2 separate regions of the Homo sapiens genome follow, and region 1 is linked to region 2. A link is a loop called in an ENCODE intact Hi-C map of the cell type or tissue named here. Cell type or tissue: IMR-90. All regions are shown on one strand. Links, peaks and the distances in the headings refer to the core of each region. The heading gives the core; the rest is flanking DNA.

The links. A loop is a pair of places that touch in the nucleus more often than their neighbours do. Peaks named below come from ENCODE experiments on the same cell type or tissue, not always from the same donor. Only the 100,000 strongest peaks of a DNase experiment are listed, where the experiment ranks them.
Region 1: it touches region 2 in a loop (2.8-fold over the local background); 2 of 110 quality-filtered maps call a loop at or near these places.

What each region holds. Positions count from the first base shown.
Region 1 is chr16:66,000,669-66,016,346 of GRCh38, forward strand. No RefSeq gene overlaps it. Among named protein-coding and RNA genes, the nearest start is that of CDH5, 360 kb to the right of the region's middle. In IMR-90, for the core only: no CTCF peak of the experiment used is centred there; DNase peaks (open chromatin) are centred at 2,713 and 7,203; H3K27ac peaks cover 493 bases.
Region 2 is chr16:66,122,746-66,138,423 of GRCh38, forward strand. It overlaps LOC105371316 (a long non-coding RNA gene), which reads left to right and starts at 12,237. Exons shown (of 3, transcript XR_933684.2): 1 at 12,237-12,451; 2 at 13,365-13,537. In IMR-90, for the core only: no CTCF peak of the experiment used is centred there; DNase peaks (open chromatin) are centred at 7,956, 8,616, 9,316 and 11,086; H3K27ac peaks cover 5,059 bases.

The sequences.
Region 1 (15,678 bases), core at 2,485-10,484, 120 kb before region 2:
GCACTCTAGGCACAGACTAGGTTAAATGCCCCCCCACCTTCCACCTCTGTTGCCAATTCCTTGCTTTAGATCATCATCATCCACTGCCTGGACCACGGCAACAGCAGAGTCACTGGTTAATCTGATTCCAGTTATCCTATCCCATTATTCTATGTTCTGTGCCAGTTTCCAGAATAACAAGCACACCTGTCTTCTCACCCCTTTCCTCTAAAGCCTCTCTGATACACAGGATTAAGCCAAATCTCCTAGACATGGCATTCCAGGTCCTTCAGGAACTGACTCCAGGCCACCTGTCCAGCCTTACCTGTCCAGATCCAGCCACATGTGCCCTTCCTCTGAGACACACTGGCTGTTTCCCTCTTCTCACAATATGACATTCTCCTCTGAACCAGCTCATCTTTACTGTGACTATTCCCTTTTCCTGCAATGTCCTCTTTCTCTTCTTAGTGTACACCCACTCATTCAACAAATGTCTAAGCAGCTACCATAACACAGGTGAGGTTATTCAATGATGCCTCCTCAAGGAGCTCTCAGACAAGTGGGAGTGACATGCAAATGGACAATTAAGGGATAGTGAGATGTGTGCTATTAGGGGGAGCTCAGAGGACTTTCAAAAGAATGCCATCCCTGATTTGAACGTTAAAAGGAGAATAGGAGCGAACCCATCTAAGCTGTGGGTAATTCTAGTGGAGTGAGCAGCCTTGCTAAGGAAAAAAGATGAGCAAGACAAAGAGGAGAGGAAAAATAACCTGGTTATATCTGCAGGAGAGAGTGCATGCTGGAAATAGGGAGGATTCGGACTAGAGGGGTAGGTGATGACTAAGTCATGATGGGGCTTGTATGTCACAAGGGGAGGTTAGCATCCCCTTGAGAACAAGGAACAAGGTGGAGCTACTGGGGACTTTAAGCAGAGGCGTGACCTGGGCAGATTTGTTTTTTAGTTTGATATCCTGTGCTGCCACATGGCAGGAGCCCGACAGGAGGAAAAGTGAGAGGAGGGAAAGTTGTTGCAGTGAAGGACTGGTCATGGGCTGTAAAAATGTTCTTTGAATAAATAAACAGGTGAATGAATGAATGAGTCATTGCCTTTCTTGTAATTCAGTGAATTCATTCTTAATATTATAAATAGTCCAATAATATAAACATTCCCGTCTCACTGATCCAAGTCCTGCTAAGCAAACCGTAAAAATATTAGGATTTAGTTTTACAAAATTTGTTTTTCATTACTAATATGGAACAGTACTCTAATTTTGCTAGTCTAGCTAGAGAGAAATTGGCAACATTGAAGAAAAAGTGGCTGCAAAATGGCAAGATTGTCAAATTTTGTCAAGCTCTTTACGCTAGCGGGAAAATATTTTTGCATGCTTCATCTAATGTCAATCATCTCTGCAGCCCTACCAGTAAGGAGTATGGATAGCTTCGCAGCAATATCCCCAGAACCCTAAAATCATGCTGTCTCCAAACACTCCTACACAGACTTGCAGCTGCTCCAAGAGAAGCTTTACATTGAAATGCAGCACATGAGGAAAATGAAGAGGTATTCATTAACTTTAATGGAGTTTCCTTTATTCCGAGATTATATACTTGATATCTAGTGGGTTGTGGTTAAAATGTCCTTCCTAATAGAAGGTGGAAGGTATTTCTTCTTGTTTTATGGCCCCTCGCTTTATGCCCTTACTTAGCTAAGGAAAAAGTTGGTTATTCTAATGTGCTCCAAAAATATTTAACATTTTAAAGGTTTATAAAATTTAAAAGTTTGAGGTCTACTCTTCTGTACCATTTGGAGGTCTTATGTGGGACACATTGGACCAAGTTCAGCCAATTTTATTGAACGAGTTTTATTCCATGAGCTAACACCAACTCATTGTACTGAAAAGGATCCTGAGCCTCATATGTGATCAAAAGTGGGGAAAATATGCTGGAATCCATTAATGAGGTCTGCTGTGGATGCGAAGGGGAAAATCGTGACCCATTTGCAGTGGTAAATATTTAACAACTACTCTCTAAAAAGAAGAAAAGCCCTGATTTGTGACATTGGCCAATTTCTATGGTGACAATGCTCTCACCACGGCCAGTTCCAAGCCACTAACACAGCATAACAAGGAAGAGCTGTGAAGAAATGCACATGATTGGCCTTCATGAGCTGGTACGAGCCAGGCTCAGAACACCCTGGCATACTTGCCGCATATTTTCAGCTCCAATTCTGTACAGTGGGAGCCATGGCATGCGTGTGCTTCAGTCTTCGATTCACAGACTGCAACTCTTCTTTCCCTTACCCATGTGTCCACATGATATTCCTTTGATGGGAGAACTGTCATATGTTTCTGGGTTTTATATTAATATGCTTAATTTATCTCTAGCATGAAATGAAATGGATGATCTCACAGATTCCTTGCTGGCAAGAACATTGGCACTAAAATGTGAGTGCTGACACGCAAACATCAAAACATGAACGACACTGAAACAAAGCTACTGAAGTCCATCACAGGGAACTGGCGTTAGGTGCTGAAACTGATGGAGGCCTAATTGGGATCTGCCTTCTTGCTATGGATGCCACAGAGACTAACACTTATTAAACAACTGGAGCTTGTTATGTAGTGTCCAAAATGAATGGACTCAAGACGCTATTTCTAGGCTGAGCAAGCAGCTTTCTGAAGAGCACTAAATCCTAATATTTACTAAACATTGAGTCATGTCATTAAGCCTGAGGTGCAGGGCCCAAGAAAGGCTTACAGTACTGAGTGCTGGTTTTGTCATCTGGCTTCATGCACATTCAACTCATGCCTTACTTCTCTGAGTGCTAGCCCAGCCTCCTCCTGCTTCACTCCGGAGCTCCAATTCCCTTGAAGAAAAGCCAGAAGGCTGGTTCAAACTGGGGTTTTAAAATCTAGGAGTCAATATAGGATTGGAAGAGTTTGGAACCTAGAGATTGGGTACTGTTGTCCAAAGCATAGGTCTATGCAGGCTCCAGTGTGTGGCTATGCAAGGTTCCAATGTGCAGTTGTACAAGCTGTGTACTGCACAATTCCAGGAGACACTATTTTATGTGAATATTTCAGCCCTACATCTATAGGGCCTGGAAGTAGGGTAGGATATGCAGCAAATGGTCAGTGATAATGAATAGGGAAGATTAATGAAAGGAGTTCAGGAAGGAAAAAAAATGTTGGGACTGTTATAGCTGAGCCCCTCTAGGGAGAAAACTGTCCTAGAAAAGCTGGCTTGAACTAGACTCAGCATTGTACAGATATGGAAACCAAGACACAGAGAGGGAACTGCTCATTGCTCAGAAAATGAGGGGATTGACAGGAAGAAAAAAGTTGTTGCTTGGGCTAACAACCTGGGGACAAGAAGCTCTTGCAACTCAAGCTCAGACGTGCTTGTAAACTCAACAAGTGAGTGGACATGCAGGTATGGGACCAGGGACAGAATCAGAAATTAGTTGGGAGCCCAGGGAATGCTCCAAGAGCAGGACAAGGGTGGGATGAAAAGATCCCAACCACTCCATAATTAGTGTAGATCACTGTGCATTGGCAGGTATTCCCCCATCACATCTGCACAACAATCTTGAGTTCTGTTCTACAGTCTCAATATCTAAGAACTGGAGTTCAGAAAAGTTAGGTAACTTGCCCAACTTCCCACAGCCAGGAAGCAGCAGAGCTGGGAATTGAATCTAGTTATGTCTAAGTCTAAAGGTAATCCAATTAAGTCTAAGTCTAAGGGCCTGGGACTGGAATCCAGTTAAGTCTAAAGACCTGTACCACTCAAAGTCCTTTGATGGGCATCACCAGCACCATCTTGGAACTTAATAGAAAATTCAGACTCCCTGGTTCGATCTGAGACCTACTGAATTAGAATCTGCATCTAAGCAAGATGGCCATGTCACTCAAGTTTAAATTTGAATAGCACTATTCTAGAAGAACCCTTTCCAAGTATCCTTCCAAGTGATTCTGCCTCCAGAGTATTAAATCCTGATTCATTTTTTTTTTTCCAGTATGGTTGGACCAAGATATTCTACCATTCCTAGCAGAGATTTACCCTGGAGCAAGAAAAATGTCAGGGGGTTGAAGCTGTTATTTCCTCTTCAATTTCTTTGCTAATGAGAGTGAAAACAGCACAGCCATGTGTGACTGCTCTCATGATGATGACACAGCCAAGATGAGGCTTGTTTTAAGGTAAAATAACTGTTCTGAGCTGGCCACTGTCCCAGGGATTCATCCAGCTTTATGTGACTTTTCATCGCCTTGGCTGTTGAGCAGAATGAAATTCAGTGTAGCTTGTGATGCAGATGCCAGGAAAAAGTAGGAGCAAGGCTGAGACTATCGGGTTTCACCTCTCTTCTCCTCAAGCTGTCAGAACAAACCGACTTCCATCACCCTAACCCACAGGAAATTATATAAAAGATTGACCACTCAAAATGGACTTTCCCCTCCCATAGGCCTTCATGGAACATAGGATCCCTCCTTCCTGGCCATAGCTGATCAGACCAAGGATGGAACAGAGATGACATGGGTCTCCCAGATTCATATACCCATTCTTATTTATTCTGTCTCCCTCTTTCTCTCCTCTCTTCCATCCCTTCCTCTCTTGCTCTCTATTCCCTCCTCACTTTCTTTCTTTATTTCCTCTCCTACACCTCATATCTGGAATTGCAGAAGAGAGAGACAAATTCTGAGTCAGCAATGAGGGGATTCTAGTATTACTCTAAATGTCCCCCCTCCCATGCCCTCTAGGTCCCCACCTTTATATGCTGAAAGCTGCTGTCTGCAAACACCTGCAACTCTGGCTGCAGGAGCACATTTGGCCAACATACAGAGGAAGCGGGAAGTGCCAAAGAATTAATGCCTCTACAAGCAAGAGTTAATGCAGCCCTGAAAGAGGACTAACTGCATTTGGTATATAAATCGCCCAAGCTCTCTTGTCCCTTACGTAGGCTATCTCAAGAGCACATATTCTACACTGATGTCTTGAGTTCCTCAAGAAAGATTAGGCTCCAGTTGCCCAGAATGGTAACTTGCTTAATAAAACATCCTTCACTGGCTTCCTTTTCTCCCTCTCGCCCACTTTTCCTTGCCTTTCTCGCTCCCCACCCACTTTCTGGTATTTCCCAGACTCATCTTCCAAATAACCACTTGTATTTGAATCTTCACATCAGGATCTGCTTCTGAAGTCTATCTCAAGGAGCCCTCTAAGGTGAAGGACGAGGTCATGGAGAGACATGGGGAACCAAGTTATGGGGAAGCAGGAGTGGCAGAGGCAGAGGAAGGGGTGAGGGAGTCAAAGGCCCAGAGTGGGTAAGGGGAGGCTGGGGGTTCCTCCCCTAAGCAGCCTCAGCACCACGTGGCTCTCCAGGTGCAGGCCTAGGTCCAAGATACCTTACAGAAAGCCCTCTTCTTCAAAGGCCAGAGAAAAGTCCTGGTCTTTGCACCCCGTGGAGAACCTAATTACATTGGCAAGCCAAACCAAGGCAAAAAATGGTGGGTTGGAGGCAGATGATGTTAAAAGAGCAACAGTACTAGCTAGCCCTTCTTGAGCGTTTCTGAGATGCCTAGCATTTTCCTAGGCACTTTGAGTGTGTTGACTCATGCAATCCTCACAACCACTTATGAGGTAGTTTCTATCATTATCATCAGTTTACTAATGAGGAAACTGAGTCACTGAAAGTTTGAGTGATTTGACACAGTTCTTGAGTGTGTCAGATTTAGGCTCAAACGCAGTCAGTTGAGCCCCTAAGCACCACACTAAACCAGTCCACATGGCACTAGCTGAGGTCTGCCCTCCTTTTAGAGGTGGGTCTTCACACCTTCAGAACTTATATCGCCAATGCAGTGTTGTTATGGTCTCCAAAAGTTTCTGGCCTTGGATCTCTTCGCTTCTTAAGGGGATTTTGTCCCAAGCAAAATACAGGTGCCTCAGGGGACTGGATGGAGCCTGAGAGAGGCTTGAGTGAGGCCGAGCCCCTGGCCCAGCACTCAGGCCAGAGGCGAGAGAGATCAGCTGCGATGCTTTTTATAGCCTCAGACAACAAGCCACTAACCACGAGCTGGCAATCACGTGATGAATGCAGAGCCAAGAGCTTTATCAGTTTTATAATTTACATGGTCTCCATCTCTGTTGAGTACATTATTCCCATTTCACTTTTGGGAAAACCGAAGCTCAGAGAAGATAAGTACTAGGGCCCGTTGGGTCAGTTTGCCCTACAGAGCTCGAGTCCTTGCCCAGAGGTTTTGGGCTGACTCTGGGCTTAGGTCGCCCAAGGAGCTCGAATGGGTGGGGTGGCTGGAGCATATGGACAGGACTATTCAGACAGTGGTGTGGCCAGCCATTAGACATGGAGGGCATGAGGAGCAGGGCCCAGAACTCAGGAATAATGCCTGGAGCAAACAGGTATCAGTGCCCCTGCTGGGGATCTCCAGGGTTGGGAAGGCTCTCATGAGACCAAGATTTTCCCAGAGACACTCCAGCGTCTCAGCGCACACTGTGTTCCCTCTAAGTCTGCTCTGCTCAGCCTAGGGAATCCTTTTCTGATGCTGTGGTGGGAAGCTTTGCTCAGATCCACCATGAATTCTCTCCAATCTGTCTCTAGTTGCTGCAGGGCCTACGTTTTGAAAACTCAAAAGCCAGTAACAAAATGATGACTGGAAAAGGAGTAAGGGGGAGCTAAGGAAATGGCAGGAACACTGGTTAAGTCTTCAAAATTGTATCACCACCACACCCCCCTCCACCAAGAAATATGTTACCTCGGTTGTTAAAAGCATTGATACATCCAGCATTTAGAAGTGCAAACCTCCAGTTGTTTTGGGGGGATACACTTCCTCATTTTTTTTCCTCTCCTTTATACTTTAAAGGTGAGGAAAGATCTATGCTAGTTTTTTCTTTCCTTCTTTCTTTCTTTTTTTTTTTATCCTCAGAGACCCGAGAAGTCAAGAAGGAGCCTGAACCAAAGTCCCTGATTAGAAGGTGCCCCTATAGGAGGAGCTGAAAAGAAGGTTTATAAGAAAATAAAAATAGCAAAAATAATACCAGTAGCATAGGATTTTTTTTTTTTTTTTTTTTTTTTTTTTTTTTTGGCCACTAAGAATAGCAGCAGTAGACTCCCTGTGCTCTGGGCCCATCTTCTGAAGCTCATTGTGGTGGGAGCTAGAATCCATTTTCTGTTTCAATTGACATTAATTTCATCCCAGCATATTTCGGGCCTCTCATCACAAGATGATTCATTGCTGCATGTAAGCGAGTACAATCAGCTCAAATATTTGTAGTCGTCATGCAATTGCTGTAAGAAAACAGGGGACTGTGAGCCGCAGATCGCTCCCCTCCCCACCAGCCCCTACCCTGAGCCGAGGTGTCAGGTTAAAATGACAGGCAGCTGCCTGGTTCATCCTCTTCTGCTTTGCTGACTTAGAGCCACACAAAGATCCATCCCCCTGGAGACCAGCAGCTTCTGTCAAGAAGATATTTTTGTGGAGAGGGTTATGCCCCCAACAGCCTAGCCAGGAATATTTCCAAAATCACTTTGGAGGAAAATCTTGTCAGACCTTCCCCTCACATGGTTTTCTAACCTTTATGTCCAAGAAACTCTTAGGGTAAGTTTTCTTAGTGATTATCTTAGCATCCTAGACTCACAGGGCATAGGTGGCCTCGGACCTCTTCCTCGCCCTTCCAATAATGCTACTGGGGAGGCGATTGAGAAACACAGATTACACAAGACTCATCAAGGGTGAAGTGGAAAGAGAATCAAGATTAGAATCCAGATCATCTCCCAATTCATAATCCAGTCCATATGCAGCTGTATTCTTTTGTTTCTTGAGATAGAGTCTTGCTTTGTTGCCCAGGCTGGAGTGCAGTGGCGTGATCTCATGTCACTTCAACCTCTACCTCCCAGGTTCAAGCAATTCTTGTGCCTCAGCCTCCCAAGTAGCTGGGATTACAGGCATGCGCCACCATGCCTGGCTAATTTTTGTATTTTTAGTCAAGACAGGATTTTGCCATTTTGGCCAGGCTGCTCTCAAACTCCTGGCCTCAAGTGATCCGCCCGCCTCGGCCTCCTGAAGCACTGGGATTACAGATATTAGCCACCATGCCCAGCCAGCCGTTCATATTCTATAGGTTTTATTATTTTTATTTTTTTGAGATGGAGTCTCACTCAGTCACCCAGGCTGGAGTGCAGTGGCATGATCTCAGCTCACTGCAATCTCTGCCTCCCAGGTTCAAGTGATTCTCCTGCCTCAGCCTCCCAGGTAGCTGGGATCACAGGCATGTGCCAACATGCCCAGCTAATTTTTGTATTTTCAGTAGAGATGGGGTTTCACCATGTTGGCCAGACTGGTCTTGAACTCCTGGCCTCAAGCAATCCACCCACCTCAGCCTCCCAAAGTGATGGGATTACAGGCATGAGCCACTGTGCCTGGCCATATAGGTTTTATTTTAAAAATAGCTTTCTTCTGATTAAAAGTATGTTCCTGATGCAGAATTTTTGAAATATGAAATACTTATTCCATAATCCCAGTCCTCAAAGATAATACCACCAAGACTAGCTTTGTGGACATCTAACCTGTACAGTCACAAAAACTTTGCACTCAGAAGGTTCCTATGCTTGGTTTAAGCCTCTGCTGTCATATCTTGAATTTCTTAATTTTTTGAATGAAGGTCCTGCATTTTTATTTTGCATTGGGTTCTGCTAATTAAGTAGCTGGTCCTAATCACTGTTAACATTTTAGTGCTATCTTTTCCAATGCCTTGAATCTTGCTTCATCCCATTCATTGGTCTATTCATTTGCTCACTCAACAAATGTTCATTGAGTGCCTAGGAGGCATAGAATCCCATGAAAATATCATTGAAAGGAGGGCTTGAGTGCATTATCCCATCAATACAAATTATTATGTTGGGATTGTGGGAGTTTGGTAGATGGCTAACTAGATGCAGCCAGGAAGAGCATCTCCCATGGAGAGATCAGATTAAAAGATTTAAATGACTATGCACAGAGAAAGAATGGACTAAAACTCGTTGGAGGCAGAACTCAGGCAAAGGGAAGAAGGTCAGGCATGGTTCTCTGTCATCAGTGGTAACTACTCTGCATGTGCACACGTGTGAGATGTTCTGATGCGGATAGTAAGGGCAGAGCTTGAGTGCAGACAGGTGTTACTGACATGTAAGCAATGGCTCACACAACACACCTGTAACTACAGACACTTTTACCACCTAGCTATAGGAAATAGGATTACTCTCTATCCAGTTCCTACAAAGTTCAGTTCCACAGCCATGGCCCAGCACTTCCAGTAAAAATTTAGTAATTGCTCTGCTGACCCTGCTCTTTCCTGAGTTTCCCAGCATTTTTATGGCCAGAGAATGGGAATGAATTTATTTGTCCTAAAGTCTAGAGAAAGTTGGCTTCAAAGCAATGGAGAGCTATTTCCTCCAAGCAGCAGGTAGAAAATGTAAAAGAAAGAGAAGAATTACCTCAATTACATGGTAAACATTGGAAACGCAAGGACAAAGCTCTGTAGGGTCTAAATGTTATTTCTCCACTAGAAAAAAAAGATGTAACCTTTCTTTCTCTGGACCAAAGGCATCTGATATGAATGCTCCACATTTATAGTAATATACCCCACAGGATATTTGAAAGCTCTGATTTAATCTTTAATTTCCCCCCAACAAAGTGTGGGCCTGAATTGTGCCACAGCAATAAGGTAGAAGTTCTGACCCTAAAACTAGGAGTTGTTCCAACTCTATAAATTTTTACCTGTCTTCCAGAAGTTCTAGAAAAGAGGAATGGTCAAAATTCCAATTGCCTTCTTGGTGTCTGACTGCACTTCTCTTGCTGTTGAACACCGCCAAGGAGAAAATTCTCAAGACCCAATGAGTTGAGAGAAAAACATCCTTTATCACAGACCAGGCTAACTTTGCCTTCACACCCTCCACCTTCCTCCTAGATAAACTTATTCTCACTACTTCCCTGGACATTTTCCTGTAGATGCACCAGGCTTGACACCAGTAAATATTCAAGTCAAATAGCTTTTATGAGATTTGAAATAACTACCGGAGGATATCTCACATAAAGTCAGTCTGCCTACCACTGGCCTTGCCCCCTCCAATTAACACTCCTTACTAAGACCAAAGTGACATTCTAAAAACTAAATCTGACCATATGCAGAACAGATGCCCCACATCTCCAAAGCCCACCTAAGTTGAAGGCAAGAGTGATGGGTAGTCCTGTCCACATACCCAGCATCCCACCACAAGGATGCACTGAGATGTCTCTCTGCTTTTCTAGCTCTAGGCTTTCTCTGAAGTTCCAGAAGCTATCTAATCCATGGGTAGATGCAGCCCAATGTGCAAGGAATTACTGCTTCTGCGGGCGCCCTTCTGCCAATGAAGGAGAGAAGTCAGTGCATCAATGTCCCCAGTTACCATTCTTCTGTAGGACAATTCAGAGACATGCTCCACATCATTCATTAAAGGACCTCCATCAAGATTAAGATCTTCCTGGCCCATGGTAGTTTCTAGCTCAATAACACTGTTGCATTGCTTTCCCATGCTCCCTCTGTTTCCTGGGATCACCTTCCACTTAAACCACTTGCACTTAAATCCTCATCTTAGTCTCTGCTTTCAGAGAAACCCAGACTAAGACACCATCTCATTCCCTCCCTTAAAACCTTTCAAAATCTTTGTGTTTCAGATGAACCTGAACCTGAAGCTCGTTAGCTTAATATTCAAGGCCCTTAAGAGTTTGCTTCTTTTTTTTCTCCCAAATTTTATTTTAGGTTCAGGGGGTACATGTGTGATGTCATATGGATGAATCTCCTATTGTGGGGGTTTGGTAGATGGCTGACTAGATGCAGCCAGGAAGAGCATCTCCCATGGAGATATCAGACCGTCAGGAAGAATGCACACTCTGAGCAACTCTTCTGAAGGAAGGCATTGACTGTTGTTGGAGGATGAATTTCCTTCTTGACTGTTACTCATGTGAACCCCGAATGCCAGCTGCACCTCCTTACCTACAGTTGAAACCCGCCACTCAGCTGCACACCCTCACATCTTCTCATGCTGAGCTCTCTCTTCTCCATCTCCTCATACCCATCTTGTTCCTACTCAGGCCTCAAGACCATGGTTTAATGCTCCCTTATCTGGGAATCCTTGCCCACTCCAACCTCCACACTCAGATGCATTTTCCTGGTGGCTCTTTCATGGCATCAACATTTGTGTATTGCCTAACCTCCCTGAAAGAATGTGAGTTCCTCAAGGGTAAGACCAGGTCTTCATCTGTCCGTGGAGCCCCAGGCTACATGCAGAGCTTGGCACACTGTAGAGGTGCATGTAGACATTTTTAAAGGGCCACATGGCTTTCCCTTCTATCCTTAGATGAGTCCTGGGCATTGTTGGTATTTTATGTTGGCAACAAAGAAAATTTTTTAAAGAAGTGGCATAGGTTGGGTGCGGTGGCTCACACTTGTAATCTCAGAACTTTGAGAAACCAAGGCGGGTGGATCACGAGGTCAGGAGTTCAAGACCAGCCTGGCCAACGTGGTGAAACCGCATCTCTACTAAAGATACAAAAATTAGCTGGGCATAGTGCTGCATGCCTGTAATCCCAGCTACTTGGCAGGCTGAAGCAGGAGAATTGTTTGAACCAGGACCCGGGAAGCAGAGGTTGCAATGAGCCAAGATCACACCACTGCACTCCAGCCTGGGCTACAGAGGGAGACTCTGTCTTAAAAAATTAAACGAAAAAATAAATAAATAAAAACTGGCATAAAGTGGCTCATCCAAACATTTACTGACATATCCACCTAGCAAAATCCCCCTTTCTGGAGTGAGGAGAGTGGATAATGTTGCCCCACAGATATTGACACACAGGCCAAGGCACACAGAGACCCCAAGTGGAAGGGTCTGAGGGCCTTAGAATGTTAGCGATGTCCAAACCTGAGAAATTATACAGCCCAGCCAAGAGTGGGGAAGTGACTTGTTTAACAGGACAAGACAAGGACTAGAAACCCAGGCTCCGAATTCCCAAGCGAGCATCCTTTCCACTCACCCACATTGCTGCTCAAAAAGGGTGAGCTGGAACCAGGCTGGCTGGGCCTTGGTCTTTTCTAGCAGGTCAGAATGCAATATTTTTTGAAGGGTAAGGAAGTAGCAGTGAAGCAGTACTTCAGGAAAACTAATTGTCCCATGCACCCCAATTCAAGCTGAATCCGGCAAATTTCCCCAAAGAAATTCTAGAACAAAGCTCCGGAAAAAAGAAAAAAAAAGAATAAGCAAGGATAATTGGGTTGATGGATCAGGTTTTCTGGTGTGCGCTATGTATTTTAAATATTTTTCCTTATTGTCTTGTTGCTACATGTACAGAACAAAAGCTTCCTTTCTGCACTGTGCAGTGTGCAAAATATAAAGTTGTGAAGTCTGTAATGTAGGAAAGGCCTTGTTTGGTTCATTTCCATTGCTCCAGCACTGACTAGTTAACCCTATTGCCACCTTAGGGCAATAGAACTGAATTATGTATTCAGCAAAGTGGACGGAAGAGAGGATGGATGAGTGGATGGCTGACAGAGGGGTGGTGCATGGGTGGGTGGAAGGGTGAGGTTTCTCCTCAGGACTTCACTTCTTTCCCTGTTCCTTCATGATCTCTTCTCTATTCTTAGCACCCCAGATTCATTACCCTTTTGCATTTTTCAAGACTACTCTTGGGACAGAATCTGATGTTTCTCCCCAGTAGGTAGAACGTCTCAGTTACTCAGAGGTTTCCCAGGCTCTCCTTGTCTCCCGGAGAAATGAGTTTCCTCCACTATGAAAAGCCTTTCTTTATATCCTTATCACCCAGTTGGGCTGGTCCTCAGAAGTCTGTTAAATGTCAAAGGCCATCACCCAGACATTTTTCAAGAGAGAAGTCCTGAGACCCTTCTGAAGGGAGGAGTCCACCCTGGTCCATGCTGAGTCCTGCTGTTCTTGTGCCCCGTGATCTGATGCCACCCTCCCCAGGCAGTTCACTCAGAAGCAGCCAGTGCCTCCCTTTACCATCACCTCCCCATTCATTTTAGCATTTTGCATAATGTGGTTTCCCCAGACAGTTTCCATCGTGTTTATTTCAGGAACTCCAGCAGTCACTAATAGCATGACCTACATATTTTTTGATGTCCTAGGTGTTCTCCAATTATCATTAACCCAGTATGTTTTAAAACCAGTCTTATAAGTAATTATAGCAGGGAACTAGTTTTGCTTCTTTCCAATCAACAGGAAGAAATAATAAGAGAAGGATTTCAATCATGAGCTGAGAAATCTGCTTCTTAAGCAAAAATCCAGGAGAAAAATTGGCCACTAGGGAAAGACAGAAGCACAGATTTCTTGATCCCTTCTTCTGCACTAGATATTTTCACCTGTTATTGCCCACAATCCTCCTAACATCTTACAAAATAAGTATTTCTATTACCACCTTTACAGACGGAGGAGCCGAAGCTTAGAGGAGTTGGAATTGTTTTCAAGGTAAAATGGCTAGTAAATAGAGAAGCACAGGTCTGAGCTGTGCAAACAAGCTTTGCAATTCCACAAGCTTACCCAGAGGTGGTCTCTGGTTCGGTCTGATCACCAGGCCCCACCACCACCTTCTCTGCAGAACAGCATCCTGTGGCTTGAGAGAAGGCAGCTGATATGGTTTGGCTGTGACCCTACCCAAGCCCCATCTTGAAGTGCAGCTCCCATAATTCCCATGTGTCATGGGAGGGACCTGGTGGGAGGTAATTGAGTCATCAGGGTGGGTCTTTCCCGTGCTGTTCTCATGGAAGTGAATAAGTCTCAGGAGATCTGGTGGTTTTATAAATGGGAGTTCCCCTGCACAAGCTCTCTCTTGCCCACCATCATGTAAGAAGTCCCTTTGCTCTTCCTTCATCTTCCTCCCTGATTGTGAGACACCCCCAGCCATGTGGAACTGTGAGCCCATTAAACTTCTTTCCTTTATAAATTACCAAGTCTCAGGTATGTCTTTATTAGCAGCCTGATAACAGACTAATACAGCAGCCATGTTCTTCCTCGGCTTTGGCCCTGCCCAGCCCCCCACTAAACACAGTTGATTGGTCCAGGGTTTGACATTCAATCCAAGCCTGATCAATCAGAATCCTTCTCTGGGATTTTTCACATTGGAACCGAAAATCAGAGCCAGACCCTCTCTGATATCTAGCAGCAGAAGACGTGAGACTGACATGAAAGCCAGGAGCAGTGGGCAGCCATTCTCAGGAGAAAGTGGAGATGACACAGGAGCAGAGAGGGATGGCAGTATCTGAGATCCGTGGTGTGGTCAGTGCCCAAAGTCCAGCTGGGTCTCCTCTCTTTCTGGGGCTTAGTTCTTCAATAAATTCTCCCTTGCAATCCACGAGCCAATAAATACCTCTCTGTCTAAGCCAGTAGTGGTTATATTTTAGTTTTTGACAATCAAAAAGAGTTCAGATGGATACGGAGGTCCTGTGTGCATATTTCCTAGTCCTTTGTTGGAGACCAGGTAAGTAAAACTGGGATCAGCTGAGCCTCTTTTACAATGATGCCTCTTCATTCTATAACAGGAAGGAGATTCAGCTGAAAAGTTTTCCATGCCTGAAGATTAGGCATTGGTTTCTAAGGAATCCAAAAGGCTGGTCCTAACTCAAAATAGCTCAGGATCTGAGGAAGAACACTAGCCAGAGAGTTGAGAGATGCAACCTCTCAGGCACACATGGAATGGGTGTGGCCCATCCCTCATCTTCCTTCCCTTGGCCTCAATCTCCTCATCTGTAGAACAAGAGAGCTGCCTAGATCATGGTTTCAGTCCCTTACCTGCCACCCTCACCATGGGAACCAGTGTTTATATAACACTTTTTAAAAATATGTTCTCTCTGTTGTCCTTTATCTGTGAATAATGAATTTGATGTGCCAGCCATCTCTTCCCAATGCATTTTAAAATGCATAATTGCTCAAATAGAACATGTTTGACTGTGTACCATCCAAATGCCCTTGGGTACCACAGTTGGAAAACAATGAAGCAGATGATCTCTAAGAAGCCAGCAACCATGTCATGGAAGGCAAGGTCAGAGGTCAGTCTGTTCAGCATTCATTCAACAAACATTTACAAATTTCCTGCTCCAGGATGACCACTCTGAGAAACCGTAACATACATTGTTTTAGCTGACAGTAGGTGAGCATTTATAATGGGCTGGGCACTGGGCTAAATGTTTTACAGATGGTCTCTCACTTTTATCCACGGAAAAATCCCACAAGATAGATAAAATGAATGTCTGAGTCTCAGAAAGGTGAATTATTCATCACTTAGACCCAAAGCTAGTGGGTTAGTTTTCTATAACTGCCATAACAAATCATAACAAATTTAGTGACTTAAAACATACATTTATCATCTTACAGTTCTGCAGGTCAGAAGTCCAACACAGTTCTCTCTGGGCTAAGATCAAGGTATTAGTAGGGCTTGTTCCTTCTGGAGGCTGTAAAGGAGAATCTGTTTCCTTGCTTTTTTTCAGCTTCCAGAGGCCACCCCATTCCTTGGTTCATGGCCCCTTCCTTCATCTTCAAAGCCAGCAATACAGGCTGTCCCTTCTCATGTTTCAGTCTCTCTGGTTCTCTGCAGCCAGGAAAAGTGCTTGACTTTTAAGTACCCATGTGATCAGGCCCTCTGGATAGTCCAGGATTCTCTCCCCCATCTCATGGTC
Region 2 (15,678 bases), core at 3,660-11,659:
ACATGTATGGCACCATTCTAACTGCAAGGAGCAGCCACTGCCGCTCTCTAAACCAGGGAGGGCACCACACTGTGATCCATTTAGAAGTCAGTTTAGTGAAAGAAAAAAAGAGAGACCTAGCCTCATAATTTGTCTTTACTCAAAACTGCTGGTCAGTTGTCTCATGTATTAAATAATTCATCCTGGCCGGGCATAGTGGCTCACGCCTATAATCCCAGCACTTTGGGAGGCTGAGGCAGGCGGATCACTTGAGGTCAGGAGTTCGCAACCAGCCTGGCCTCGGCCTTTTCACATGGTGAAACCCTGTCTTTACTAAAAATACAAAAATTAGCCGGGTGTGGAGGTGGGCACCTGTCATCCCAGTTACTCCGGAGGCTGAGGCAGGAGAATCACTTGAACCCTGAACCCAGGAGGTGGAGATTGCAGTGAGCTGAGATCGCACCACTGCACTCCAGCCTGGGTGACAGAGAGACACTCTGTCTCAAAATAAATAAGTAAAATGAAATAAATCTATTTTTCCCTCCCCAAGATTTGATGTGACGTGCTTCTTTTAACATGCTTTGGTGGCCCTTGAACAACTTGGCGGTTGGGAATACCAACCTCCCACGCTGTCAAAAATCCACATGTAACTTTCAACTCCCCCAAAATTTAGCTACTATTACTGTTGACTGGAAGCCTTACTGATAACATAGTCAATTAACATATATTTTGTATGTCATATGCATTATATACAGTATCTTACGATAAAGTAAGCTAGAGAAAAGAAAATGTCAAGAAAATCATAAGGAAAAGAAAATATATTTACTATTCATTAAGTGGAAGTGGATCATCATAAAGATCTTCATCCTCATTGTATTCAGTTGAGGAGGTTGAGAGGGAGGAAGGGGAGGGGTTGGTCTTGTTCTCTCAGGGGTGGCAGAGGCGGAAGAAAACTCACAAGTAAGTTAATTCCTGCAGTTCAAATCCCTGTTGTTCAAGGGTCAACTAACTGTCCTAAATTTCCCTTGGATATTTAGTATATTTAGGGGCTCCATTCTGTTCATTTGTTACCTGAAACCAAACGTTTTGATTATTGTATCTTCATGATATATTTTAACATCTCCAACCACCACCCTTCCTTTATTATTATTTTTTACAGAATTATCCTAATTTTACACATTTGTTTTTTCCCAGGTTATTTCCTAATCCTTCTGCCAAATTTCAAAAGTGAAATCCTCTTCATGTTTTAACTAAAATGTGTTAATAAATTAAAGAGATATTGTGTTTTTAACAATATTATAATATTCTAGTAATAATATACACCACCTATTTTTACTTGTTCCCATAGTGGATTTTTGCTTTTTATACATTAATTCAACAGCTATTGGTTTATTAAAATAACTCATATAACTTGCTTGTAAAAACTTGTGGAAATTTGGAAAACAGAAACGCAAAAGGAAAAAGAAAATACAGAAGCAACTAAGAATCCTATATAATTGTATCATGCAGAGAGAACAATTGGTTAATGGGTTCAAGGAGTCTCTTTTATTCTTGTACATGCAGGCACTTGTATGGGTTATTATATAGCATATTTCATTTCACACTGTTTAAAAATGAATTTTTTTTTTTTTTTTTTTTTTTTTTTGAGACAAAGTCTCACTCTTGTCGCCCAGGCTGTAGTGCAGTGCCACAATCTCGGCTCACTGCAACCTCTGCCTCCTGGGTTCAAGCAATTCTCCTGCCTCAGCCTCCCAAGTAGCTGGGATTACAGGCACCCACCACCACATCCAGCTAATTTTTGTATTTTTAGTAGAGATGGGGTTTCCCCATGTTGGCCAGGCTGGTCTCAAACTCCTGACCTCAGTTAACCCAACCACCTTGGTCTCCCAAAGTGTTGGGATTACAGGTGTGAGCCACCGCACCTGGCCGAAATTTCATATTTGATCCTGTGATAGTAAGTATTTTCTAAAGCAAAATTATAATAGTTACCCAATATTATACCACACAAATTTTTGATAATTTATTTAACCACTATTTAATTATTATACATGTCAAGGATTTGGGGTAATGTTTGGTTCTTGTAAGTGTTATTACAATGAACGCCTTTGAATTTTTCTTCTAAAAGAAAAATGTAAAGCTATCTTGTAAAGATAGTTCCTTTTGACTTCACCTGTAGTTGACATCTTTTACTAGTTTTTCTCCTGGAGTGGAAGGCCCTTTTGTATAGCAAAGGTTTTAACCCTTTTTCTGCCAAATGCGTATGATGTTCACCTAGTTTGCTGTTTGCCTTTTAATTGTATAGAGTATATTGAATGAGGGAAGGTTAAATTTTTTAATATTTTGGGGATTTTTTTAAAAGGTGAGGATCTATCTAGATTGATTTTTCTTCCAAATAATCAATTTTCACGATATGATTTGTTGAACTATATGCCCTTATTGTTCTCATTCTGAAGGTGTTTTAGTCTATACCAACTTCTAGTTCACACAGAACTATCTATTCTATTCTATTCTATTCTATTCTATTCTATTCTATTCTATTCTATTCTATTCTATTCACCTGTCGGTTGAGTCTTACTCCTGTGCTAAACCATTGTAATTACTAGTGTCATGTTGTATTTCAATTTCCTGAAGGTAAGAGTTCCGTTTTTCAATATGTTCTAATTCACACAGCGGCCGGTTAGCTCAATTGGTTAGAGTGTGGTGCTAATCAAAATGTTCTAATTCTGAATCCAGAATAGAAAGAGGTCTCAAATAAACAGCAAGAATCTCATACATGTTGGCTGGTGTGTTCATATGAGAATTAATTCCACACCAAGCGCACTAACTATGCTGAAATGGAAGAGCTGGGAAAGAGATCTTATGCCTTGACTGCCTGCTTCCTTGAAACAAAGGCGCTCATTGGAAACTACAGTTCCCAAAATCCACTGCTCCAGGGCTTGACTGGTGCCTCTGCTGCCCACTGCACTGAGCTCATGAACCACTCTGGCCAGAATGGTCCTTTCATCGGGCTCCAGACAGCAGCCAGAGGATGTCCTGAGATGGTGGCTAGGAGAGGGAAGATATAAAATGTGCTCTGAGGGCCTCAAAGGCAGGACCACTGTCTATTGGGATGGATGTTCAGTTCTTAGGTTAGACAGGACACTAGCCCTCTGGCCCAAGAAGCCCGGAGAGAGGGAGAACCCCTCGACCTGTCTTCTTCCCTTTTGGCTAATACATTCATTCAGACTGGAGTGGCAGAACACGCTTTGGCATTTAACAGCAATCTCCATTCTGCTTCGTGTAGAAACTGCCCTAGATACCTGGATCATGAGCTACCAGTCTTGTTTTCCGGCAATGATATCCTGTTCTGCTCCTTTCTGTTACTTTAAAAGTATATCTGGGCCAGGAACGGTGGCCCACACCTGTAATCCCAGCACTTTGGGAGGCCAAAGTAGGCAGATCACTAGGGCAGGAGTTCAAGACCAGCCTGGCCAATATGGTGAGACCCTGTCTCTACTAAAATACAAAAATTAGCCGGGCGTGATGGCACTTGCCTGTAGTCCCAGCTACTTGGGAGGCTGAGGCAGGAGAATCGCTTGAACCCAGGAGGCGGAGGTTGCAGTGAGCCAAGATCTTGCCACTGCACTCCAGCTTGGGCAACGGAGCAAGACTCCATCTCAAAAAAAAAAAAAAAAAAAAAATTATATCTGAAGGGCCTTGGAAGGTATTAAGAATTGCTTGCCAGGTGCCACCTGGAATTAGAAGTCACCAATTACTTGTTTTAGTAAATAAATAAAGTAAATATAAAATGCTAATGTCTTTCAGTATTAAGTTTTGCAAGAAGTGGCTGCAATTTTTCTCTGTGGGTGCTGTTGACAGCTCCTGCTTGGTCTTAGGAAGCTGGGGAAGACAGAAAGAAGGAATAATGGCTACTAAGCAGCTTGGGAGAGGGAGAGTTTCCTTAGCCCATGAGCTCAAACTATGTCACTTCTCTGTATTACCTCTAAGACCCTGCTGAGAATAAGAAGCTGATAGCTTTGTTCCCATTTGCCATGGTTCCCTGGGTGCCCTCTCCCTCCCTAAGGGACTTCACAGAGATGGCAGAGATGGTTCAAGGCTATCTGGGGTCCTCTGGCCATAACCAGGGCACAGTCTTAGGCCACACATGATGGGCAGAATCTCCCCCCACTCCCAACATTCTGGTCCCCTAGTTACTCCAATGCTAATCGAGGTACTGCGGTAAAGGGATTTTGTAGATGTAAAGTCCCAAATCAACAGACCTTAAAAAGCAGCGGTTATCTGGGTGGGCCTGACCCAATCAGATGAGCCATTTAAAAGCAGAATTTTCTCCAGCTGGTGGCAGAAGAGGAATCAGAAAGATTTGAGGCACAAGGGGATTTGCTATGTCTTTGTTGGTTTGAAGATGCGGGCGACCCCAGGAAAAGGAATGTGAGTGGCCTTACGTTGCTCACAGAGGCTCCTGATTGACCTCCAGCAAGGAAACAGACTCCAGTCCTTCACCCATAAGAAGCCAATTCTGTCAATACTTTGAGTGAGCTTGGAAATAGATGTCTCCCCAGAGCTCCCAGTAGAGGACTCAATCCAGCCTGTACCTTAATATCAGTCTTATGATACCCTGAGCAGAGAATTCAGCCATACCATGCTGGACTTCTGACCTACAAAACTGTATACGAATAAATGGGCGTTGCTTTAAGCCATTAAATTTGTGGTGATTAGTTATACAGCAATAGAAAACTAATACAGCATCCAGTGGCAACAAAACACGCCTCCCAGACCTGATTCCTCACTGTGCTGAGCAGATCGGCCTGGACTACAGCCCTGCTCTCTCTGCATCTTTGCAGGAAATTCCCTGTCAAAGATCAAAAGTTAGCCCAGTGTGGTTCATGACAGGAAAACAATTGCTCCCTGCCTGGCTCCTTGCCACCTGCACTGATGGGGAAGGGCGAACTCTGCCCATATCACAGTGTCCCTGGCGGCTGGGACGGCAGTGCAGCAAGCACGACCCATTAACACATCAAGAGAGTGCCACGGGACTGCATTGCTAAACCCCGATTTTGATTTTTCCAGGCATCTGGGGGAGGAAGAAGGAGGCAGAGGCTGTGTTCTGAATGTAAAGCCATCTATTTCCGTGCCTTCAAAAGGCAAAATCGTCTAAGCCCTCACAAGCGGAAGAAAAGGGAAGATGGGAGGGGACGCAAGGCAGTTGCCTGGAGGAAGGGTGGGGACCAGGGAGCTGGGACAGGTGGTACCGCGGATGCACCGCCAGCATGTTAAAACGCTCTCCCCACAGACCCGACAATCACCAGCGCTACACACCCGACAATTTGAGATTTAGACATATTCAAGTTTTCTAAGCCTCAAATTAGCCCTTGTAAGAGCTTATCTTCTTTCCCCCCAATTGACTTTAATCAAGTGCCTCAGAAGCTGGGAAATATTTTAAGTTAATCAGGCCCTTAATGCGGTGCCTGGGGAATGCCGCCGAGCTGCCTGCTCCTGCTCCTCCCTTCACTATCCTTTTCCCATCTCTTCCTCTCTTCCCTTTTCCCCCCACTGCATTTGTGAAATGCTTGGCAAACGTGTCTCACCAGTGAAAGGGAGACCGAAAGAGAGAATGCGACAGTGAACACGACACATTACAGCAACATCATAAAATGGTTTTCCTGACATTCGTAGGCAAATGCTGGCTACAGTAATGAGCAGCCTTTGTGAAAATGTTTCTATCCGAAATGTTTTAATAAGTGCTTAAAGTGCACGGAACACATGGCAGATTCCTGCCCAACAAGAACTCACAGCACAGTGACCTCATTTCTGACTCCCAACTACAAGCCAAGGTCTGACGAGATGGCAAATACTTGAATACTGATAATCATAATCATGAAGATTTATCGACCACTTACTATGTGCTCGCTGCTGTGTTCTACATATGCAGACTCATTGGCTTTCCACAAAGTAAAAGTCCTTTAAGAGCAATACAATTACTATTTCTGTCTTATAGGTGATGAAACTGCAGCCTAAAGAGGCTAAGTAATTCATTCCAAGAGCGTTCTACTGAGAACTTGCGAGCACCCAGAAATTCCAAGCTGGATGTATTCCGTACCCCGAGTCTACGTAGCGAGATCTGATAACCCCACAAAACAAGGGGCGAGGCTGCAGGACTCCAGAAAGGGCAGGCTGAGGTCAAACACACATCTGTATCTCACATCAGGCTGCCCAGAGGCACACCTTGAGATGAGAATTTGTGTGCAGGAGATTTATTTAAGGAAGAAGGAACAGAAATGAGAGAGTGAGAGAAGAAGGAAAAACAGGGAAAGGGAAGAAACCAAGCAAGGGTGGGATTTTAGGCAAAGTCCCAACCTCAGCCTGATCCCCTGGGGGACCCTGGAGCATAGATTACACCTCAGTGTTTGTCCTACCTCCAGCAAGGGAGCAGCCTTCTGTTTTCCAGCACCAGTTACTCATTGGCTGCAGGCTGCCCGGGAGGCAACAGGATTCCAGGCCCTTTCAGCTCTCTGTGCTCTTAGGTGAAGTGGATCCACAGGTTCAAGCAGTCAACGGTGAAGCAGATGTTACTGCATGCACAGATGGGCCAGAGGGATCTGAGGGGATCTGAGCAGAGCCTTGTTGGTGTCCCCTGCAATCTATTTAAATCCTGAGGTGTTTATCTAGCTGTGTGGCGTTGGGCGAGTTTCTTAACCTCTCTGAGTCTCAGGATCTGCACCTGTGAAATAGGAATAATGATTCCTATTCCTTTCAGAGTTAGCATGAGAATTCAATTAGATAAAATGAGGATGTGTGATTTAAAATTGGCATCAATACTCCATGATGCAGCATTGCCCAAATGGCCATAAAATTCCCCAAAAAGATAGAGGAAAAGACCAAAAAAATGATTATAATTTTTTATAATCAGCCCCCATCCTTCCCCATCAATGAGGAGGCCATTTTGAACTATCCCTTTGAGCTACGACCATACACGCAGAATTAGGTCTTCCCCTTAAAACCCAACCACTTTGGGCCCGAGAAAAAGCTCCCCGATAACAGTTGGGAGCCGCCCCATGCAAAGTCAGCTCCCCACACTGCACATCAAGTGCCTGGGCCTGCATCTCTATTTTGCTACTACCCAGAGGATGGAGCTTATAAAATTTCAAAGAAAGGGCCCATGTGAAAGGGGGAGAGAAGAGACGTAGGTCCAGGGTTGGTGTCTGCCAGAGTTCTCTCTAATCTAGCCCCACTGTTTTAGTTCTTTAATTAAGTGCCTCTGCTCACATTCCCCACTCACCTTCCCTAGAAACCCAACTATATTGAGCAGATATGTAAAAGCCGACAATTAAATTGTCTTATCAAATTTTCGCAGCTTATTAAGTTGTTCAATTGCATGGGAAATGATTAGTGTCTGTAAATAGAGAAAGAAAGCATCAGCCCAGGAGGCTGCAGACTGGGGCTGGAGGATCTAAAGGTAATCTCCTAGAAGGGGTGGGGGTGTGGGCTGGCCTCACTGAATTCTCGGCAGTGTCCCCCTTCTAGTCCTCAGAAAGCCCAACAGGCTTTTCATTGAACATCCAGGTAGGAAGGAGTGGCAGAGATTAACTGACTTCTCTGACGTCCCAGAGAGATCCCTGGACCTGGAGACAGGAGGCAGAATTTTCAAGTCTAAACTCCATCATTTACCAGGTGCGGGAACTCAGGAAAGCCACTGACACACCCTCAGTCTGTTTGCTTATTCCATTTGGCCAGGACTGGGGCAGAGACCTCATTCCTGGTGATGCCTGGTGCTCACTCAGTGCCTTACTGAGGGTGGCCTGGTACTCAGGAAGAAGCCTCTTGTGTAGCTGCATGTAAACAGCTTCCACCAGTGTGCTTTACAGATCAGACCCCAAGCAAGCCTCCTTCCTTCCTGTCCAGGAGGGCCTCTCATTAACAAATTCTAGAGTCTAAGCTTAAAGTCAGTGCCTGACCATCAGGAAGGCTGAAGCCCTCGTGCCCCAGCAGCATTCCTGTGGTCGCTGGTGGAATTGTTTATTCCATTTTGGATATGAAAAGAGAAAGCTTTATGTGCCTCATTTTCCAGGAATGTCTCATTTAGATTAGCTGTTTGTTGTTGGTCCAGCCACCTCCACCCCACCCCCCAAAAAACTACAAATTACATAGATATGTGAATAAAACAGCCAAAATTTGACCGTTGGCATGGATGCTGAGCACCATCACTCACTTTGCTTAAGGATAGGGTATCTTTTAAAATCTCGTATTGGCTTCAGCTCAGTTCCCTGAAAATATAGAGGAGCTACAGAACCCCCTAGGGCTCTAGGAGTGGGACTAAGCAGGAAACTGGGGAAAGGACTTTGAAGGGATCCCTTTTTTTCTCTTGGATCAAGACATCCATGTTGGATAAAATCTGAAATAAAAAAAAATAAAAATAAAATAAAATAAAAAAAACAGAGAGTTTAGAAGTAGCCTGGGCCCAGCCAGGCAGAGAGGCTGTGGCCAGGGCTGGACTACTGAACACGTGGTCTGATGGCTTAAGACAGGAGCAAAGCAGAAACTCCCAGAACAAATTTGCCATGCACAGTGCAAATGAGTAGAGAGTTGGGGTCGGCCTCTGTCCAACCTACATCCACATCCCTTGAAGCAGCACCTATCCCATGACTCATCAACAATTATCCCATGATTCATCAACTGTTGAAGGGGTCACGGTGCATCAGCCCCAAGAAGAACTATAACAACATACAGTTTTGCACAGATTTCTTCATAACTTTAGGGCACTGTCACATTCACCTGCCTGGTGACCCTCTTAATGTCCCTGAAAGGGGCAGGGCAGCTCTCACCACCCCTATTTGTTCTCATTGGAAACTTCCAAGCTTAGAACTTCAACCATTGCATAATCCATTGCGTAGAGTTGAAGTCAGGTTTACTTGACTTGTTCAAGTTTGCAAAACAACCTCTAAGTAGCCTGGGAGTAGAACTCAAGGTTTCTAACTGAATACACTCTTTCATACCATTTCAAAACACTTTGGGAAAAGACCCATAATAAAGTCACAGGCCACCAAAAATCCATTATGCCCCAGTCGGAAACTCAAGACCCTGGGCACAGGCATCCCAGAGAAAAGTGAAGAGAGGATGTTTTCCTTTCTTCTTGAGGTCAGCTGCTGAGTTCTTCCTGTACATAAAGACTCCTTTTCTCAGTTTTTCACGACATGAAGCACTGTTGCTTATATTCTGGCAACGCTTTAAATGCTTTGCTCACAACTCCTTCCCTCCTTCTCCACTCATTTCCCTTTTATGAACATGCTATCCTTATCCAGAATGACAGGTGCTGTGGGGAGAAAAGCACAAGAAAATCTAACTTTCTTATAAACATACAAAAATTTGCAATGTGAGAATTCTCTTTTTTGATGGATTAGTCATGCATATTCTACACAATGAGTCAGCTAAGTTAGAAACATTAATGGATTCAATGGAACCTGGGACATCTTTTATTATTAATACCAGGACCCACCCTGGTGTGGATGGGTCACCAAAGAAGCATCGTCTTATTCACTAAATGGGACACAGAGTTGAATTTTGGACCTGGGGAGGTTTGCTTAGCTGTGGAACAGTAGGGCACAGAGGGAAGAGAACCCATCAGATACAGATAGGGTGCAAATGTCAAGTTCAGTGCTAACAGGGACCCTCGAATTTTATGAAGCAGACCTCTTTGTCCTCGGTCATTCCAAGATAATAAGCCAGGAGCCTCCAGGAGGTCATGGATGAAGCAGAAAGAAAACTGAGCAGAGAACGGATGAAAATGGGAGGTGAAGTTGAAGGAGGAGGAATGGAGTGGAAGGCAGGATAGAGAAGAGCCAGAGCAGGGAAATTAACAAAGAGATGCAGTGCCTTCCCCAAATTAACAGAGATTCAGTGCCTCTTTGTCAACTAAAGAAAAAGCCACACCAGGCTTGAGGTCAGGTGAGAGGCTGCTCAGTAGCATATGTCCCGGGAACTGAGAATTTTCCAGACTTGAATCTCAATTCCCCACACTTACTACCCATGGGACCCTAAATAAGTTACCCACCCTAGCTGAGCTCTAGCTACTGCATCCAGATGGCAGGAGGCGCCCACCCCACCTCCCACAGTTTCTATGGGTGTCACTGGGCTCACTTAGAGGAGCACTCATCTCAGATCCTGGGACATCGGCATCCTGATCCTCCACACAACCATATACAGTGGAGCTGCTGGGCAAGAACCTGAACAGGCTGATGCAGATCCCATGTTCCTTCTACTTTGCTGTCAGTTGTGGATAGGCTTTAGAGCAGCACATGAAATCTGACAGGGAGCCCCAACCCAGAAAACCTGTGTGAGTGGAGCTGGCCTGGCTGAAATCAGAAGACAGAGCTCAGACTCACGCTGATGCCCTCATTTTACGCCCCCAACCTTGGCCTTGGCAGTCACTCCAAGAGTCCAGAGCTCCACACGCTCAGTTTTGAAATTGTGAATTTATGATAGAACTTTTCACAAAGCAATGCCTCAATCAAAAATGACAGAATGACTGAAATTAAGCTTAATGTTTGTGCACTTACTATTCAGGGATACCCTTATCAGGTAGATTGTGCCATCATGTCCATCTTACAGAGGGTAAGACTGAGGCTCAGCTGGTCCAAGGACATTCAACCTCAGGTGCTCACACTGTGACTCTATTGTAGGAAACCTCATTGCTCTCTCTGATGGCAAAATTTCTAATTAGCCCTTCTCAGCCTCCTAAAGGGGAAATGGGGCTGAGATGACGGTGGGTTGTTCTCCCACCTCCCCCAAGCCCTCACCTTTAACCGACACCCACATCTGGCTACCTTCATCACCAGCGACTGGAGTCCACAGGTGGGCCTGGCATGTTCTTCACTCAGAATGTCCCTGCAGGCCCTCAGCCTCAACAAGACAGGAGCACACAGGCTAGAGCTGTTTGTCTCCTTCTCATTCATCACCGTCTCTCTGGGCTCCCATTCCTCTACTGCTGAAACCCCTACTCACCCCCAACTACAGCAGACAGAGCCAAGATGAAGAGGAATGCTCTCACCAGGTCAGCTATTCCCAAGCTGCTGCTCCTTCAAGAAAAATCTCCCCAACTGGTCTGCATCATAAACACGTCTTTCCCAATCCAGGGCTTAGTCCAGACCTCAAGAATCCTGAGAAGTACCATGGAATTCAGTTCTTGGTGGGTTCCAGTAGTAATGGATGTTGGGGAAGAGGCGGATGCATTTGGTACATGGTTAAGCAGATCTACCGTATGCAGTGCCCCGTGCTGGGTTCTGAGGATACAGCAATTATAGGATTTATTACCTTAGAACAATGGGATTGGGTGAATCTTTAGAGATCTCTCACTTCCACCAGCCACTTAAGTCTGAGGCAAACTGAGACGCAAGCTGTGCATGTGACTCAAGCCAACAGGGTCCTTCCCTGAGATGTTTCCAGCTGGAGCTGGAGGACTAGGGGTGTGTGGCTGGGGCTTTCTGCCAGGGCTGGGACAAGATGAAGTGAGTGAGATGCCCAGTGCATGGTGTGTTAGGAGGCATCACTTCCAGGGCCCTTCCAGACAAGTGCTTCTAGGGGATGAGAGAAGGGGGCCCAGGAGCAATGAGGGATATATGGAAAGCAACTCTTTCCTCCCATCTGTGGCTACCCCAGTGCTTTCCAACAAATCCCCTCTATCTCTTAACCCAGATGAAGGCGGGTTTCTGCCACTTGCTGCCGGAGAGTTCTGACCAACAGTGAGGCTTTCCATGTGCATCCCTCCGATACCTGCTTCCGCTGTGCAGCTCCAGTCATTGACCCTGTTCCTGCCCTCTGGCCACTGGCACTAGGCTCTCTGCCATCTGGTGATGCTGCTGACTCTCCGCAGGTACCCATACCCACCAGGATCTCCAGACTGCTGGGTACAGCTCCCAAAAGCCTGGGATCCAGCCCCCCCGCCATTAAAGAGCTTGATGACCCATGGTGAGTTGAGCTGGAGAAAGGGAGTGCACAGGAAATATGCCTAAGTCTTCACTATGGAGACAGGATGGACTGTGCTGGGATGGCTGGAATAAGCCACATGTCATCTGAGAAGAGGGATGGGGAAATTCACTTTGAGTGAGCAAGGAAAGGGTTAAGAGGTAAAAGCCACTGGAATCAGGAGACATTCTAAGGTCATTCTAGGGACATTAAAGATTCTAGGGTCCATTCTGTCATGACAAATGAAACGAAGTGCTGGTTGGAAACCTCTGACTGCCTCCCACATCCTATATTCTAAAAATTCATGTTCTCTTCTCCTGCCTGCCCAGGTCCACAGGGCTGCCTGGTTCCTGTCATGTGACCTCCCTGCCTAAGCTACAGACGCTACCAGTATGCTCGCTGCCCCCAGGCTCATCTCCAGACCTGGTCTTGCTAGAGCCCCAGTGCGCCACCCCTGAGCCTGCTGCTGAACCTAAGCTTGGGTCCAGCCCTGCCCTGTGCTGTGTCGGAACTGGAGGTAAAGGAAGGGATGTGGGAGCAGGTTTCCTGCTGTCAGGGCCTCCCCTTTTCCATCTGACCAGGCTACATTTAGATGGAGATGGGAGGCCTATGATAGCAGCCATGGGGTACAGTGGAAGAGGGGAAACATTGGGATGCAGTGGGCGGAAGCAACCTTGGGGCACAATGGGAAGAAGGAATTTGGTGGACCAACAGGATTTTGGAAGCATCAGGACCTGGGCAAACTATTTGCCTGCATGGCTTCCACCTCAGGCTGACATTGGCAGAAGCCCAGTGTCTGGGACTGCAGGAAGCTGGAGAGGAACATCCGCCAGCTGGACTCCCCTTAAAAGGAGAGTTCCTCCTAAAATAGGCACGCATGACCCAGCCATGAGGGCAGAGACGGATCCAGCAGCTCCCAGAGGTAGGACATAGCTCTGAGCCCAGAAGGAGTTTGGTGTTTCAAATCACACATCACAAATCGCTTTCTCTGCACATTCCTTGGAAGCTCTGGTGTGTAAACTTTCCACCTTATCTTTCCCAGAGTGCATGCCAGGACCTGGCCCTGGTGATGTTTCCATTTAAGCAAAAGAGACAGTGGGTGTCAGCAGCCCCTGGGGCTCCTAGTAAGATGAAGAAATTGATCAGGCTGTCTCCAAGCAAGGGAGAAGGAGAGAAGGGAAGAACAGAGATGAACCGCAAGGGAAGGAAGCGGAAAGGGGAAAGAGGACTTGCTATTGCTGCACCCAGTTAGGGTTTGCGGAGCTCCAGGTGGTGGTGCTTACCAGTGTGGCTCTAAAGTTCTCCACCAGGGTACAGATCGCAGGGTGCCCCTTACTTGCTGTGTGATCTTGTGTGAGTTAGTCAACCTCTCTGAACCTCAGTTTGCTTATCAGTAAAATGTCCATAGTAAAATAATTCCTCCTTTCTAGGACTGTTGTAAGCACTGCATAAGATGGCAAATGCAGCTGTGTCTGGCACCCAGCAAGCACTCGATCCAACTTGGGCATCATTATTACTTGACCAGGAACTTCTGTGAAACTTGGTTATGTCAAAAAGAGGAAGATGAGGATGACTGGGTCATGGTCTCTTGTGATCCCAGCAGGTAGGCTTTGAATAGAGTGCTTATCTGAGTCACAGGTAACCACTCTACCTTGACCTATGAAATCAAGAGATCAGGGCGGGTGTGGTGGCTCAAGCCTGTAATCCCAGCACTTTGGGAGGCCGAGGCAGGTGGATAACGAGGTCAACAGATCGAGACCATCCTGGCCAACATGGTGAAACCCCGTCTCTACTAAAAATACAAAAATCATCGGGCCTGGTGGCGCATGCCTGTTATCCCAGCTACTCAGGAGGCTGAAGCAGGAGAATCGCTTGAACCAGGAAGTCGGAGGTTGCAGTGAGCCAAGATCGCACCACTGCACTCAGGCCTGGTGACAGAGCAAGATTCCATCTCAAAAAAAAAACAAAAAAAGAGAGAGATCAATCAAGGCAGAGAAGCACAACATCAACATTTCACCTTCCACAGTGAAAGTAATAAAGAATCGGAATATTATTTAAAGATATGCAAATATCTAGGTCAGCTAAACTTCACTTGTTGGAAATCATTGTTTACTCTGCCCCAGCTGTAAATAGGGTCTGTGTTTGCATAATATATCATTTAAGGTTCTGCTGCTTTAAAAAAAAAAAGAAAAAAAGAAAAAGAAAAACATAAAGTTTAAAAACCACCATCGTGGATACATAGCACCTCTGGGTACAGATTTATGCCTTCAAGACCCAGAAGTCACATCTTTCCAGTGGGAAAGCTGCCTCTTTGAGAATACTGAGCTTCCGGCAGGTGGGAGACTGAATATGGGGGATTATGGTAAAGACATGTGAGTTCCACTTTTGACACATGTTGGTAATAATCACGAACGCATGATGTAATTATTCATTTTGTTTCAAGAGACATTTTTTTTCCCACATAGGAGCCATTGCTTTCAATTTTACAAAGTCAAAATTGAGCTCTCAGAGAGCTAAGTCTTCTGTTTCATGTACTATAACCTTTGGAAATGCATTTAAAAGGAAGAGAACAAGGTTTTTAGATATGAATAGCCGGAGGTGGTAGGAAAGGTGACCTTGCCGGAGGGTTGCCTGGCAATCAGGCCCACGGAGGTCAGCAGTCTCATCTTGTCTCTCCCAGACTAGAAGGTAAGAGTTACCCTTGGAACTTCACCCTGGCTCCTACACTCCTGGGCTGTAAGGAAGGAGATCTCACCTGCAGGAATAGGTAACATCCCAAGGTCCCAGAGTTAGGAACGGCAAAAGATGCTGGAAAACAAAGATAAAACTTCAGGAAGGAAATTAAAATGTACACTTAGGGCTGATGCCTGTTCTCCAGCCCCAGGGCCTTGTTTAAGAATCAGGAAGTACCGAAGAATATCATTAAGACTCTTTGATAAGGAAGGCAGAAAAATTCACTTACACCTAGATGGCAGCTGACCCATGAGAAAATCCTCCACTCTTTCAGCATGTTTTCCTTGAAAATATTGTTTATTTTTAGTAGAAATCCTGGGGAGGAGAGCTCTTTTAACTCTTTAATCTTTTGTTTGTTTAAAGAACTTTTCAATACTTTAGAATCCTTTTCCCTCAACACATTTATATCAAGACTCTTTTTGTCAAACAATAAAAACAAGCACTGGCTAACTCTTTAAAAAAAAAGAGTTTATTGCAAGGACACAGGGTCACTCACAGAATCAAAGGTAAAATCAAAAATGTATTATACCTTCAGAAGGACCGGAACTCCTGGGACTGTCAACACATGGCTTATCTTTCTAGAATGTTGGGAGATAGATGGATGTGGCTTCACCCATCTCCCCCATCAGGCATCTTTGGGCAGAATGATTGACAGGTCGTCCCAGCCACATCAAAGGAAGAGGAGGGAATTCAGTTCCCCCAAAGGGGATAATCACACTTCTGTTTTGACAATTTATCATTTGTGCGTCCTTTCTATGTAAGAAAAGTACTCAAACATACCTTTTAGTCAAACTCCCAAACTGCATAGGAAAGTTGGGCATTCTATTGAAATAACAGCAGAGAGGGCTGGGAAGGAGGAATGTTTTTTTAAAATCTTATTCCATCTTAATACATCCTCTGGATTAGATGCTGATTAATTTGGCACTAAAGGCTGCTGTTAATCAGTTGCATGTCAGCCATCATTTGTAGTGACATTTAAATTATAAAGCATGATGGGATTAACTGCACTTT